2 separate regions of the Homo sapiens genome follow, and region 1 is linked to region 2. The links are chromatin contacts, found by Hi-C or POLR2A ChIA-PET in ENCODE. All regions are on one chromosome and are shown on one strand. The core of a region is the stretch at or near the end of the contact, and the rest is flanking DNA. Distances in the headings are between cores, read along the strand shown.

Region 1 (6,295 bases), core at 1,850-4,349, 290 kb before region 2:
CTGATGCCGAGAGAGTGAGTTGTTTCTGTTGGGGTTCAGAACACAATACCCCAAAGTATGGCGATGAGTACTTAACTAAAGGACATTGGAAGGCCTCAGAAGCAGCCTCAGATCCAAGGTCCCTCTGACCTGCTCCTGCCCTCCTGTCTCTCTCGTCCCTCGTTCTCCCCTGAAGTGAGTCATAGAAACCAGAATCCTCTTCCCCACGGTAGGTCCTAGAAACTAGAACCCTTTTTCCCCGAAGCAAAAGCCATAAAAACTGGAATTATTACTCTAAACTCTCCTTGACTTTTTGTCCAGAAGATGGCCATAAAGAAATTCTCAGCTAGGTGTGGTGGCTCGTATCTGTAATCCCAGCACTTTGAGAGGCCAAGGTGGGAGGATCACTTGAGGCCAGGAGTTTGAGATCGGCCTGGGCAACATAGTAAGACCCCCATCTCTACAAAACTTTTTTTTTTAAACTTACCTAAGCGTGGTGGTACACCTGTAGTCTCAGCTACTTAGGAGGCTGAGGTGGGAGGGACCCTGCTCTGGCTGTGACTGCTTTATCACAGGGAGTGCCTATCTGTGGGCTGCTTTCTACACATTAAAGCATTTTCAGAAAGGGCCAACATCAGCCTTGGAAAAAAGGAGGAAGAGCCACGGAGAGTCTCCCTTTATCTTCCCCTTATGTGATGTGAGAGTGCACATGACTGTGTGCACATACACACACACACACACACCACACACACACACCCCACAGGCACACAGGGTCAAGAACATGCTGGGCAGAGCTTAAGCCACTGAATGTTTCAGTAGGAATCATGATATCTAAAAATAGGACAGCTGATAAGGGGGTTCTTACTACTCACAGTTCCTGGAATTATATGCAATTGCATCTTGGAAACTCAACAAATAAACAGTTAGTATGGAATTAAGGAATTAAGTTTGGTGAAGTTCAAAGAAGCTGATGTTACTCACAAGAGTAAATAGAGAGGAAACCGGGCGTGGTGGCTTCACGCCTGTAATTCTAGCACTTTGGGAGGCCAAGACGAGCAGATCACTTGAGGTAGAGAGTTTGAGACCAGCCTGGCCAACATGATGAAACCCTGTTCTCTACTAAAAATACAAAAATTAGCTGGGTGTGGTGGCAGGCACCTGCAATCCCAGCTACATGGGAGGCTGAGGCAGGAGAATCGCTTGAACCCAGGAGACAGGGGTTGCAGTGAGCCAAGATCACACCACTGCACTCCAGCCTGGGCGACAGAGCAAGACTCCCTCTCAGGAAAGAAAAAAAAAAAAAAAGTAAATAGAGAGGAAAGCACAGGCCAGGGTAAAGAGCTCCATGTAGGGCTGGGCGCGGTGGCTCACGCCTGCGGTCCCAGCACTTTGGGAGGCCGAGGCGGGCGGATCACAAGGTCATGAGATCGAGACCATCCTAGCTAACATGGTGAAACCCCGTCTCTACTAAAAATACAAAAATTAGCCGGGGGTGGTGGGCGCCTGTAGTCCCAGCTACTCGGGAGGCTGAGGCAGGAGAATGGTGTGAATCCAGGAGGTGGAGCTTGCAGTGAGCCGAGATCACACCACTGCACTCCAACTTGGGCAACAGAGTAAGACTCCACCTCAAAAAAAAAAAAAAAAAGAGCTCCATGTATGATTCGTGTATAATGCTGCGGGCATTTGGAGTGCAGCCAACAGCCCCCTTGCAGAGACCCAGTGTTCATTGTCCCTTCCTTCTTCTAGCAGAACCCCAATTTTATTTTGTTTAGCAAAGTTCTATGCTTTAAATTTTTTTTTGCCTCAAACTGCCATGCAGGTAGGAGTGGTGGTGTGGCATAGGGCTGGCCAATGAGATGTTAGCCTAAGTCATGTAAAGGGGACTTTCAGAAAAGTTCTTTTCTAGGACTGACTCAACTGGCATGGGCCCCCTTTGCCTTTTACTCTCCCACTTCCTCCAGCCTGAAACAAAACCATGATGGTCTGAACTCCAGCCATCAACTGGAGAGCACTTAATCACTTTTTCAGTAAATACATGCCAGGCCCTGTTTTCAGTTCTAGGAACTTACCATAAAGAAAACAGATAAAAATCTCTGGCTTCAAGGAGCTTACAGTCTAGTGAGAGGAAACAAATTATAAGCAAACAAATATATAGTATTTCAGAATATGGTAAGTGTTAAGGAAAATAAATTAAGAAATGAGATTCTTATTATCTTTAGGGACACTCTCACTCCATCTCCTTCTGTTGCCCACACTAGAGTGCAGTGGTGCGATCATAGCTCACTGTAACCTCAAACACCTGGGCTCAAGTGATCCTCCTGCCACAGCCTCCTGAGTAGCTGGGACTACAGGTGTATACCACTACATCTGGCTAATTTTTTTTTTATTTTTTATTTTTGTAGAGACGGAGTCTTGCTACATTCCCCAGGCTGGTCTCAAGCTCCTGGCCTCAAGTGATCTTCCTATCCTAACCTCACAAGGGGCTGGGATTATAGGTGTGAGCCACCACACCACCCAGAAATGAGATTCTTTTTATTTTTGTTTGTTTGTTTGTTTGTTTTGAGACAGAGTCTCACTCTGTCACCCAGGCTGGAGTGCAGGGGCACATTCTCGGCTCACTGCAGCCTCCACCTCCAGGTTCAAGTGATTTTCGTGCCTCAGCCTCCCAAGTAGCTGGAGTTACAGGAATATGCCACTACACCCAGCTATTTTTTTTTTTTTTTTTTTTTTTAGTAGAGACAGGATTTCACTATGTTGGCCGGGCTAGTCTCAAACTCCTGACCTCAAGTGATCTGCCAGCCTTGGCTTCCCAAAGTGTAGGGATTATAGGCGTGAGCCACTGCACCCCGCCCAGAAATGAGATTCCTGATGCTCGATCAAGTCAGGGTGGTGGCTCAGAAGGCTGGATGGACCTGGGGGTTGTAAAGGTAGCCAGGGTTTGTTTTAATCAGGTGTGGCAAGACGTGCAGACACAGGAATCACTTTCATGGAGGAAGACATTTACTCACAGTTCCCTAGAAACATGCATGAGGCATGGCATGGCGTGCAGGGGTGCCCCATGGGGAAGCACCTGAGTCAGTCAGGAGGCAGTGGGAGTGAAAGGAAAATGTGGGCAAGAGCCTTTATTGTGGTTTCACAGGCAGGAGTGTGCAGGCAGGTAAGCAAGTTCAGGCTCGGCTAGTTTGAATAATTTCAGCAGCCTCTGGGGCATAGGGGCTGTCCCTAGCTCTCTAGTACTGGTCCTGGGCTGACTAGGGGAATTGCAGCTAGGAGTGGCAGAGCCTGATGAAGGTGGTGGTTGGGAGGATGGGGTCTAGCTTGGTTGATCTACATATGACAGGCGAGTTCTTTGCTTCTAGGAATTAGCTCAACCTGGGAGAGGCAGTCACTCCAGGGTCAGCAAGACCCCACGATGTGGAAGTATCAGAATATAGAAACTAGAAAACATGGTTAATTACACTAGGTTCTTGCCAATATTGCTATGCTATTAGGATCCCTGCTCTCACCTCTAGATTTATTCTAAATGCAGAAAAATTAAACTCTCAATTTTTTATGCCACTGTTTTTCAGGTTTCTATTACTGGTTAGGTGAATGCCAGGCCTGTACTGATAATGATCCTAAAGAAGACTCCTCTTTCATACGGCCTAGTAACCGATTCTCAGATCTTATCCATATAAATAGGCTGTTAGTCAAACAAGAAAAATAGCAAGATAAGTAACAGATCCTTCACAGAGTAACTACTCTCATCTATGTGCGTGCACACACACACAAACACACACACTAGTGCGAAAATAAAATGATTTTTCACAGACTTTTTCTGAAGATTGAAGATTTCAAAACAGTCTGAAAAAAAGTTTCAAAAGTGGTCCTGAAGTTAGCTTTACATCAATGCATTAAATATTAACTTTTTTTTTTTTTTGAGATGGAGTCTCACTCCGTCACCCAGGCTGGAGTGCAGTGATGCCATCTCGGCTCACTGCAACTCCTGTCTCCCGGGTTCAAGTGATTCTGCTGCCTCAGCCTCCCAAGTAGCTAGGATTACAGGCATGCACCACCATGCCTGGCTAATATTTTTGTATTTTTAGTAGAGATGGTGTTTCACCATGTTGGCCAGGCTGGTCTCGAACTCCTGACCTCAAGTGATCCACCCGCTTTGGCCTCCCAAAGTGCTGGGATTACAGGCGTGAGCCACTGTGCCCGGCCTAAATATTAACCTTATATGAACAAAAAGAGAAACGAGGATATATGGAGAGAGTAAAAGAGAAGTGAGGCACGGTGAGAAATTGGGAAGGGAGACCTGAGCCTTTGTCTATAGCGAAGGTTGAAAATTCAGCCACCTGCAGGGGCAAAGCAGAAAATGCAAATGAGGTAGCAGGCTTGGGATAAGAAAGACCTGGCTCTTGTTCTCTGTTTTCCCTTTTTTCAGTAAAGATATAGGTAGAAACTAAAATTTGTCTGCTAGAGGAAAAAATAACTACTCAAGCTAAATAATAAATGCCAATTGGCACTTTCCCTCAGTGTTAAGGAGGCCAGGAGGCATGGAGTGGGCACTGGTGAACAGAGTGGGGCAGCCACCGCCCAGCTCCATCAACTGTTACTAGCAATCGGTGTAGGTCGCATGATGCCAGATAGCCTGATTTTTTTTTAAGCTGTAAAACTGGGATTTCTGTTTAGAGACCGGGTCTCACCCCAGTCTGGAGTGCAATGGCACTATCATAAAACACTGCAGCCTGGAACTCCTGGGCTGAAACAATCCTCCCTCCTCAGCCTCTCAAATTAAATTGTAGGTGTGAACCACCACACCCAGCTGATTTTTATTATTTTTTGTAAAGACAGGGTCTCACTGTGTTGCCCATGTTGCCCAGGATAAAATCTGGATTTTTATGTGAAATCTCCAATTCTTAATTGTTGAGATTGAAGACTTTTTTTCTTCTTTTTTTTTGGAGCCAGGGTCTTGCTCTGTCACCCAAGCTGGAGTGCAGTAGCACAATCAAAGTTTTCTACAGCCTTGACCTCCTGGGCTCAAGCAGTCCTCCCAGCTCAGCCTCCCCAGAAGCTGACTACAGACTACAGGTGTGTAGCATCATGCCTGGCTAATTTTTGTATTTTTTATAAAGACGGGGTCCTACTGTGTTGCCCAGGCTGGTCCCAAACTCCTGGGCTCAAGCAATCCTCCCAACTCGGCCTCCCAAAGTGCTGGAGTTACACGCATGAGCCACTGCTCCCAGTTCCTGAAGACAATATTTTGGATAAACGTTCTCTTAGCAAATTATATGTTTCTGCAGAGCAGATACTCAGGCAGTAGGCCATCGGTTTGCACTTCTATTATGCTGAACAAATGAGATAGGAAGCTGTTGCAAAGAAAGGAAGGGGAAAAGCAAGGGGCTAGCTGACAGTAAGAAAGACTGGGAGACGGACAAGGAGAGACCCAAGGTGATGGGATGAAAAAAGAAGAAAAAAAAATATTGATGAATGCGATTGAGAAGAGATTGGGGGCCGGATGCAGTGGCTCACGCCTATAATCCCAGCAGGCGTGAGGCCAAGGCAGGCGGATCACCTGGGGTCAGGAATTCGAGACCAGCCTGGCCAACATGGCAAAACCCCATCTCTACTAAAAATAGAAAAAAAAAGCCAGGCATGGTGGCATGTGCCTGTAGTCCCAGCTACTTGGGAGGCTGAGGCACGAGAATCACTTGAACCCGGACGGCGGCGGAGGTTGCAGTGAGCGGAGATTACGCCACTGCACTCCAGCCTGGGTGATAGAGTGAGACTCCATCTCAATTAAAAAAAGAAGAAGAGATTGAGAAAGAATGAAGAAGAGAGGAAGAAAACACTGGGGCTCAGAAAACAATACCCCAAAGTGTGGCACTTTGGCATGCTGAATACTTTGAACTAAAGGACATTGGGAAGACTCAGAAGCAGCCTCGAAACCAAGATCCCTCTGACCTTCTGCCCCTCCTGTCTCTCGCCCCTCATTCTCTCCTGAAGTGAGCCACAGAAGCCAGAATTAGTCCTCCCTAAGGTCATAGAAACCAGAACCCCTGTTCCCCAAAGCCAGCCATAAAAACTAGAATTATTTCTTCTACTGCTTCCTAAGACATGACCATAAATAAATAGTCTGACCTACGCTTGTCTAATGGTGGGCCATAATGAGAGGTGACAGCGTGCTGGCAGTCCTCAGAGCCCTCGCTTGCTCTTGCCACCTCCTCTACCTGGGCTCCCACTTTGGCGGCATTTGACGAGCCCTTCAGCCCACCACTGCACTGTGGGAACCCCTTTCTGGGCTGGCCAAGGCTGGAGCCCACTCCCTCAGCTT
Region 2 (7,074 bases), core at 3,129-5,628:
TCTTGTCTGCCCCACATGTGTTTCTTTGCCAGAGGCCACCGTGGCGAGCAGGGGCCTGTGACTGCCCCAACCAAAATTTTGGAAAGTCATTCTGGCGCTACCAGATGCCCCGAGGTTCCCAGGTTGGAGTCTTTCTCTCCCACTGGGTTTCTCCTGCAACTCTTCCCAGCCCACTGGCCCCACTGCCAGAGCACACAGGAGTCCGGACACACACCGCGGGACAGCCTGACTCGCTACTGCTCTCTGCACGTGCTATATGAGAGGGTTCTTTTGAGAACAGAAAATGCAGTGACTGAGCAGGAAAGGGTGAAGGAGGAAAACCAGAGGTCGCATGCAGCCAACCAGGCATTACAAAAATGCCTTCTGGAAAAGTGCACTTGGAGTTGGTTTCCAGAGAAAATGAAAAGTCCCTCCAGAGAAATGTAAAGGCCAGAGAAACGAAGACTCAGAGAATGAAAAGGCCAACCCTGCTCATCCAGTAGCCCAGGGCTAGCCCAGACAGACCCATTCTCTTGTTGGGCTTATGACTCTGGGTGAGTCTTGGTTTCTTTCTCACCCCAAAGCCAATGTTAAACCTACAAATGAAAAAGAACACTTAAAAGGATGATCTGGGCCAGGTTCAGTGGCTCACGCCTGTTATCCCAGCACTTTGGGAGGCTGAAGCGGGTGGATCTCTGGAGGTCAGGAGTTTGAGACCAGCCTGGCCAACCTGACAAAACTCTGTCTCTACTAAAAATACAAAAGTTAGCCAGGAGTGGTGGCGGGTACCTGTAATCCCAGCTACTTGGGAGGCTGAGGCTGGAGAATCACTTGAACCCAGCAGGCAGAGGTTGTAGTGAGCTGAGATCTGCCACTGCACTCCAGCCTGGGCAACAAGGGTGAAACTCTGTCTCGAAAAAAAAAAAAAAAGGATGATCAGCAACTTGGCAAATCGTAGCCATGTTTGTTAAGTGGAGGAAAAGTATTAAACATATTATGAAAACAGAAATGGTAGTCATGTCAAACAAACAAACATTACATATGTAGGGAAAAAGATTGGCAACAAATACACAAAAAATAAAGTTCTGTTTTGATATTCTGAATTTGAGTGGTTCCCCACACCCTCTACAATTTCCAAGTTTTATGAAACATGTTGTCTCCTTTAATTAAGGCAGCAGTAACCTCTACGCACGTGATCCCCACTGCACTCTAAAACTTCCAATTAGGCCGGGCGTGGTGGCTCATTCCTGTAATCCCAGCACTGTGGGAGGCCTAGGTGGAGAGGATCACTTGAGTCCAGGAGTTGGAGACCAGCCTGGGCAACATGCTGAAACCGTCTCTACAATAAATACAAAAATTAGTGGGGCATGGTGGCACACACCTGTAGTTCCAGCTACTTGGGAGACTGAGACGAGAGGATTGCTTGACTCTGGGAGATCCAGGTTGTAGTGAACCAAGATCATGCTGTGTCCGGAATTGTTGGGTTCTTAGTCTCGCTGACTTCAAGAATGAAGCCGTGTACCCTCGCGGTGAGTGTTACAGTTCTTAAAGATGGTGTGTCCAGAGTTTGTTCCTTCAGATGTTCAGATGTGTCCAGAGTTTCTTCCTTCTGGTGGGTTCATGGTCTCACTGACTTCAGGAGTGAAGCTGCAGACTTCCGCGGTGAGTGTTATAGCCCTTAAAGGTGGCATATCTGGAGTTGTTCGTTCCTTCTGGTGGGTTCGTGGTCTTGCTGGCCTCAGGAGTGAAGCTGCAGACCTTCACAGTGAGTGCTACAGTTCATAAAGGTGGTGCACCCGAAGTTGTTTGTTCCTCCCGTCTGGAGTTGTTTATCCCTCCCAGTGGGTTTGTGGTCTCGCTGGCTTAAGGAGTGAAGCTGCAGACCTTCACAGTGAGTGTTAACAGTTCATAAAAGCAGCGTAGACGCAAAGAGTGAGGAGCACTAAGATTTACTGCAAAAAGCAAAAGAACAAAGCAGCTTTTACGGTGTGGAAGAGGACCCGAGCACGTTGCCGCCGCTGGCTTGGGTGGCCTGCTTTTATTCCCCCATCCGGCCCCACCCACATCCTGCTGATTGTTCTATTTTACAGAGAGCTGATTGGTCCATTTTACGGAGAGCTGATTGGTTCATTTTACAGAAAGCTGATTGGTCCGTTTTGACAGAGTGCTTATTGGTGTGTTTACAATCCTTTAGCTAGACACAGAGTGCTGATTGGTGAGTTTACAATCCTTTAGCTAGACACAAAAGTTCTCTAAATCCCCACCAGATTAGCTAGACACAGAGTGGTGATTGGTGCATTTACAAACTTTTAGCTAGACACAGAGTGCTGATTGGTGCGTTTACAATCCTTTACCTAGACACAGAGTGCTGATTGGTGTGTTTACAATCCTTTAGCTAGACACAGAGTGCTGATTGGTGCATTTACAATCCTTTAGCTAGACACAAAAGTTCTCCAAGTCCCCACCAGACCCAGAAGCCCAGCTGGCTTCACCTCTCAATGGCACTCCCGGGACTTTGCCGCGCCTAGTGGGGCACTCCGGCAGCCCAGAGGGCGCTCCTCCCCCACCCCCCCATCAAGCCCAGCAGGCGACGCCAACCTTGCCCCCAGTGCAGGGCCTGCCTAGCCCGCACCCACCCGGAACACCACTGGCCCGGGAGCACCACGCGCAGCCCCTGTTCCCACTGGCGTCTCTCCCTCCACACCTCCCCCCAAGCAGAGGGAGACGGCTCCGGCCTCAGCCAGCCCCAGAGAGGGGCCCCCACAGCACAGCAGTGGGCTGAAGGGCTCCTCGAGCCCGGCCAGAGCAGACACCGAGGCCGAGGAGGCGCCAAGAGCAAGCAAGGGCTGCTAGCAGGTTGTCACCTCTCAATGCCACTGCACTCTAGCCTGAGTAACAGAGCAGATCTGGTGTCAAAAAATAAAATAAAAAATAAAGAACGAGACCAGGCACGGTGGCTCACGCCTGTAATCCCAGCACTTTGGGAGGCTGAGGTGGGCAGATCACGAGCTCAGGAGTTTGAGACCACCCTGGCCAACATGGCAAAACCTTGTCTCTACTAAAAGTACAAAAATTAACTGGGCATGGTGGTGGGTGCTTGTATTCCCAGCTACTCAGGAGGCTGAGGCAGGAGAATCACTTGCATCTGGGAGGCAGAGGTTGCAGTGAACCCAGATCGCGCCACTGCACTCTAGCCTGGGCAACAAGAGTGCAACTTCGTCTCAAAAAAATAAATAAAGAAAAATAAAATGAAACCTCCAATTAAAAGGAGAAATTCAACCAGGTGCAGTGGCTCACGCCTGTATCCCAACACTTTGGGAGGCCAAGGTGGGTGGATCGCTTGAGGTCAGGAGTTCGAGACCAGCCTGACCAACATGGTGAAACCCCATCTCTACTAAAAATACAAAAAATTAGCTGGATGTGGTGGTGCACACCTGTAGTCCCAGCTACTCGGGAGGCTGAGGCAGGAGAATTGTTTAAACTTGGGGCGTGGAGGTAGCAGTGAGCCGAGATCACGCCATTGCATTCCAGCTTGGGTGACAGAGCGAGACTCAGTCACAAATAAATAAATAAATAAATAGGCCAGGTGCGGTGGCTCACGCCTGTAATTCCAGCACTTTGGGAGGCCGAGGTGGGCGGATCACCTGAGGTCAGGAGTTCGAGACCAGCCTGCCCAACATGGTGAAACCCCATGTCTACTAAAAATACACACACAGACACAAAATAGCCAAAATTAGCCAAAAAATTATAAATAAATAAAATAAAAAGATAAGTTGCACACTCAGGAGGCTGAGGCAGGAGACTCGCTTGAACCCAGGAGGTGGAGGCTGCAGTGAGCCGAGACCACGCCATTTCACTCCAGTCTGGGCGACAAAGCAAGACTCTGTCTCAAAAAAAAAAAAAAGACAAATTCAGCAGAAGCATTGCTTGAGTAACACGGAAACTCAGAACCAGGAAACTGAAGGCGGTTACTCCACATACATCTGGGGCAATAAGTGAGCTGTTCCAGCGCGGCTTACGCTGTGGGCGGAGGCGGGCAGGAAATTCACTTACAAGTCTGTGCCAGGAAACAGGAAGAAGGTGCCTCCTGTGATACAAGATACAGACGTAGTCTCCTATCCAGGAAACAGGGACAGAGCCGCAGACCAGATAAAGATACGACCAACATTTTTCATTAAATATTCTCAACGGATTATTTACATTTTTTCTAGAAAAGTAAAATTTAAACCTGAATACATTTGATAACTATGGAATGTGAGCATTCACGTATGCTTGTGACCTGGTTCCTCTACGCTTCAGGGGTCGCCCTGGTCCCAAAGCGCTTCCTGCCGCTCCCACTTCCTCTGTTTTCACCGGAGGGGCAGCCACAGTTCTCGGCTGAGAGAAACTCGGTCGTTCTGTTTACCTCGTGAATGATTGGCTACAGATCCCAGAGAGGAAATAGGGACCCACCCCTCAGTTGTTATGCAATCTGGGGCGGAGTCCGGGGTCCATAGCCTTTCTGAGGGTAACCTGAGCGGGAGAAGTTGTTGCGCCTGATCTCAAACAGCCTTTCGCACGGAAAAGGATTCCTAAAAGTGGGGTTACTCCTCCACAGCAATAGCGTCCTTAAAATAGGGGCTCCCGGCTGGGCGCGGTGGCTCACCCCTGTAATCCCAGCACTTGAGAGGCCAAGACAGGCGGATCACCTGAGGTTGGGAGTTCGAGACCAGCCTGAACAACATGGAGAAACCCCCTCTCTACTAAAAATACAAAATTAGCCGGGTGTGGTGGCGCATGCCTGTAATACAAGCTACTCGGGAGGCTGAGGCAGGAGAATCGCTTGAACCTGGGAGGCGGAAGTTGCGGTGAGCCGAGATGGCGCCATTGCACTATAGCCTGGGCAGCGGCAAGAGCGAAACTCCGTCTCAAAAAAAAAAAAAAAAAAAAAACTATATATCTATCTATCATCTATCTATCTATCTATCTATCTATCTATCTATCTATCTATCTAGGCTGCCGGTGAGGACGTGAGGCACGTGCCACTGAGCCACTGAGAATTTACCCCCCTGGGCAAGTCTGTGAGGCCAGGGCCCCTAGGGAAAAAAGCCTTTCCCAGATTTTAGGGCTCATATGCCTGCAGTGGGTTGGTAGGGATCGGGGAAGATGATGAGGTTGGGATAAGGAAGTGGTACCAATAGAAAGACTAAGCAAACCAAACCAAATCAAACTTTCCCCTTTCCATCCCTGTCCTCCTCTTTGCAATCCCATTTGGGTGGCTGAAGGCAGACCCTGACCAGAGCCATCCTTGCCGGCTTCTTTTGTCTTGCTCTGTGGGGAAACGAGTGAAGAAAAAAGCAGAAGGAAAGGCAAGTGAAATGGAGCCCTCTGTGAAGAACTACGACTAGGGTCACACAGAGCAAAATTCCTAGCCTTCCTTTGAGGAGTAGCCGTATTTCCATTTAAAAAGGACCCACTTTATGCAAGATTCAGGGCTGGGAATTGGTCCTTCCTGCCTCAAGAATTTCAAAGACTTCTAGAGGAGAGTGTCCAAAGACAGACAAGAAAGTGGCCAGTGCCCTGAAGAAAGTCAGGGGGTCCAGGGGAGTGTGAACCCTGAATATCTGAGACAGGTCTCAGTTAATTTAGAAAGTTTATGTTGTCAGGGTTGAGGATGTGTGTCGGTGACACAGCCTTAGGAAGTCCTGATGACATGTGCCCAAGTTGGTCAGGGCACAGCTTGGTTTTATACATTTTAGGGAGACATGAGACATCAATCAACATATGTAAGATTAACATTGGTTCGGTCTGGAAAGGCGGGACAACTTGAAGCAATGGTGGGACAACTCCAAGTGGCGAGGGGGCTTCCAGGTCATAGGTAGATAAGAGACAAATGGTTACTTTCTTTTGAGTTTCTTTTTTTTTGAGATGGAGGCTCGCTCCTGTTGCACAGGCTGGAGTGCAGTGGTGCGATCTTGGCTTGTTGCAACCTCCACCTCCCAGGTTCAAGCGATTCTCATTCCTCAGCCTCCCGAATAGCTGGGATTACAGGCATGTGCCACCACGCTGAGCTAATTTTTGTATTTTTAGTAGAGACGGGGTTTCACCATGTTGGCCAGGCTGGTCTCGAACTCCTGGCCTCGGGTGATCCATCCGCCTCGGCCTCCCAAAGTGCTAGGATTACAGGTGTGAGCCACTGTGCCCGGCCTCTTTTGAGTTTCTGATTAGCCTCTCCAAAGGAGGCAATCAGATAGCATTTATCTCAGTAAGCAGAGGAGTGACCGAATAGAATGAGACGTAGGTTTGCTCTCAGCAGTTCCCAACTTGACTTTTCCCTTTAGCTTAGTGATTTTCGGGCCCCAAGATTTATTTTCCTTTCACAGGTATCCCCTGTTCAGTTCAGACTGAACCTGAGGGGGTGTAGGGATGTACTCCAGGCTGGAGTGAAGTGGCATGATCTCGGCTCACTGCAACGTCTGCTTTCTAGGCTCAAGAGATCCTCCCAACTCAGCCTCCTGAGTAACTGGGATTTCAGGTGAGCACAACCATGCCCAGCTAATTTTTGTATTTTTAGTAGAGACGGGGTTTTGCCCTGTTTCCCAGGCTGGTCTGGAACTCCTGAACTCAGGTGATCCACCCACCTCGGCCTCCCAAAGTGCTGGGAATACAGGCGTCAGCCACTGTGCCCAGCCAAATTCTACGTCTTTTAAAAAATTAAGAGAAGAAATTAGTAAAATACACTTAAAGTTTTTCGTATGAAACTTATTTAGTGTTTCTGATGATTTGTTCTTGTGGATTGGACTTACAATCTGATGTGGTTCCTTTGTTTCAATGTAACTCCATCTTTTCCCTATCCTTTGTACCATTATTGTCATATGTGTGTGAGTGCATATATACACACACATTATCTTTAGATGTTACAAACCCAACACTGTAATTTTATAATTGTTGTTTTATGTAATTTCTTTTAAAACAGTTAAGAAATGAAAAGGAGCCAGGCATGGCGGTGTGCATCTGTAGTCCCAGCTACTCAGGAGGAGGCTGAGGTGAGGGGATCACTTGAGTCCAGGATTTGAGGCTGCAGTGAGCGATGGTCAAACCACTGCACTCCATCCT

What was found. Hi-C counts contacts between places; a loop is a spot of excess contacts on that map. ChIA-PET counts read pairs that join two places held with the same protein, here RNA polymerase II (POLR2A). Pooled maps may share reads with other maps.
Region 1: a pooled map shows a loop between it and region 2 (4-fold over the local background). The contact joins the enhancer-like site here to the promoter of LINC02569 in region 2. A Hi-C loop is called at or near these places in 1 of 37 single-sample maps with no recorded cell type and 11 of 50 pooled maps. POLR2A ChIA-PET finds 5 or more read pairs at or near these places in 3 of 52 experiments (CD4-positive, alpha-beta T cell, activated T-cell and activated naive CD4-positive, alpha-beta T cell).

What each region holds. Positions count from the first base shown.
Region 1 is chr6:30,807,840-30,814,134 of GRCh38, reverse strand. LINC00243 (long intergenic non-protein coding RNA 243) reads left to right here. Exons shown (of 2, transcript NR_130726.1): 2 at 1-1,269. Among named protein-coding and RNA genes, the nearest start is that of LINC00243, 20 kb to the left of the region's middle. Within about 2 kb of position 3,099, at least 5 of the 41 ENCODE cell types and tissues checked have a DNase peak (open chromatin) inside an H3K27ac peak, as active enhancers do.
Region 2 is chr6:30,513,570-30,520,643 of GRCh38, reverse strand. LINC02569 (long intergenic non-protein coding RNA 2569) reads right to left here and starts at 4,378. Exons shown (of 2, transcript NR_149088.1): 1 at 4,033-4,378; 2 at 1,064-1,931. RefSeq lists enhancers at 2,195-2,694, 5,797-6,574.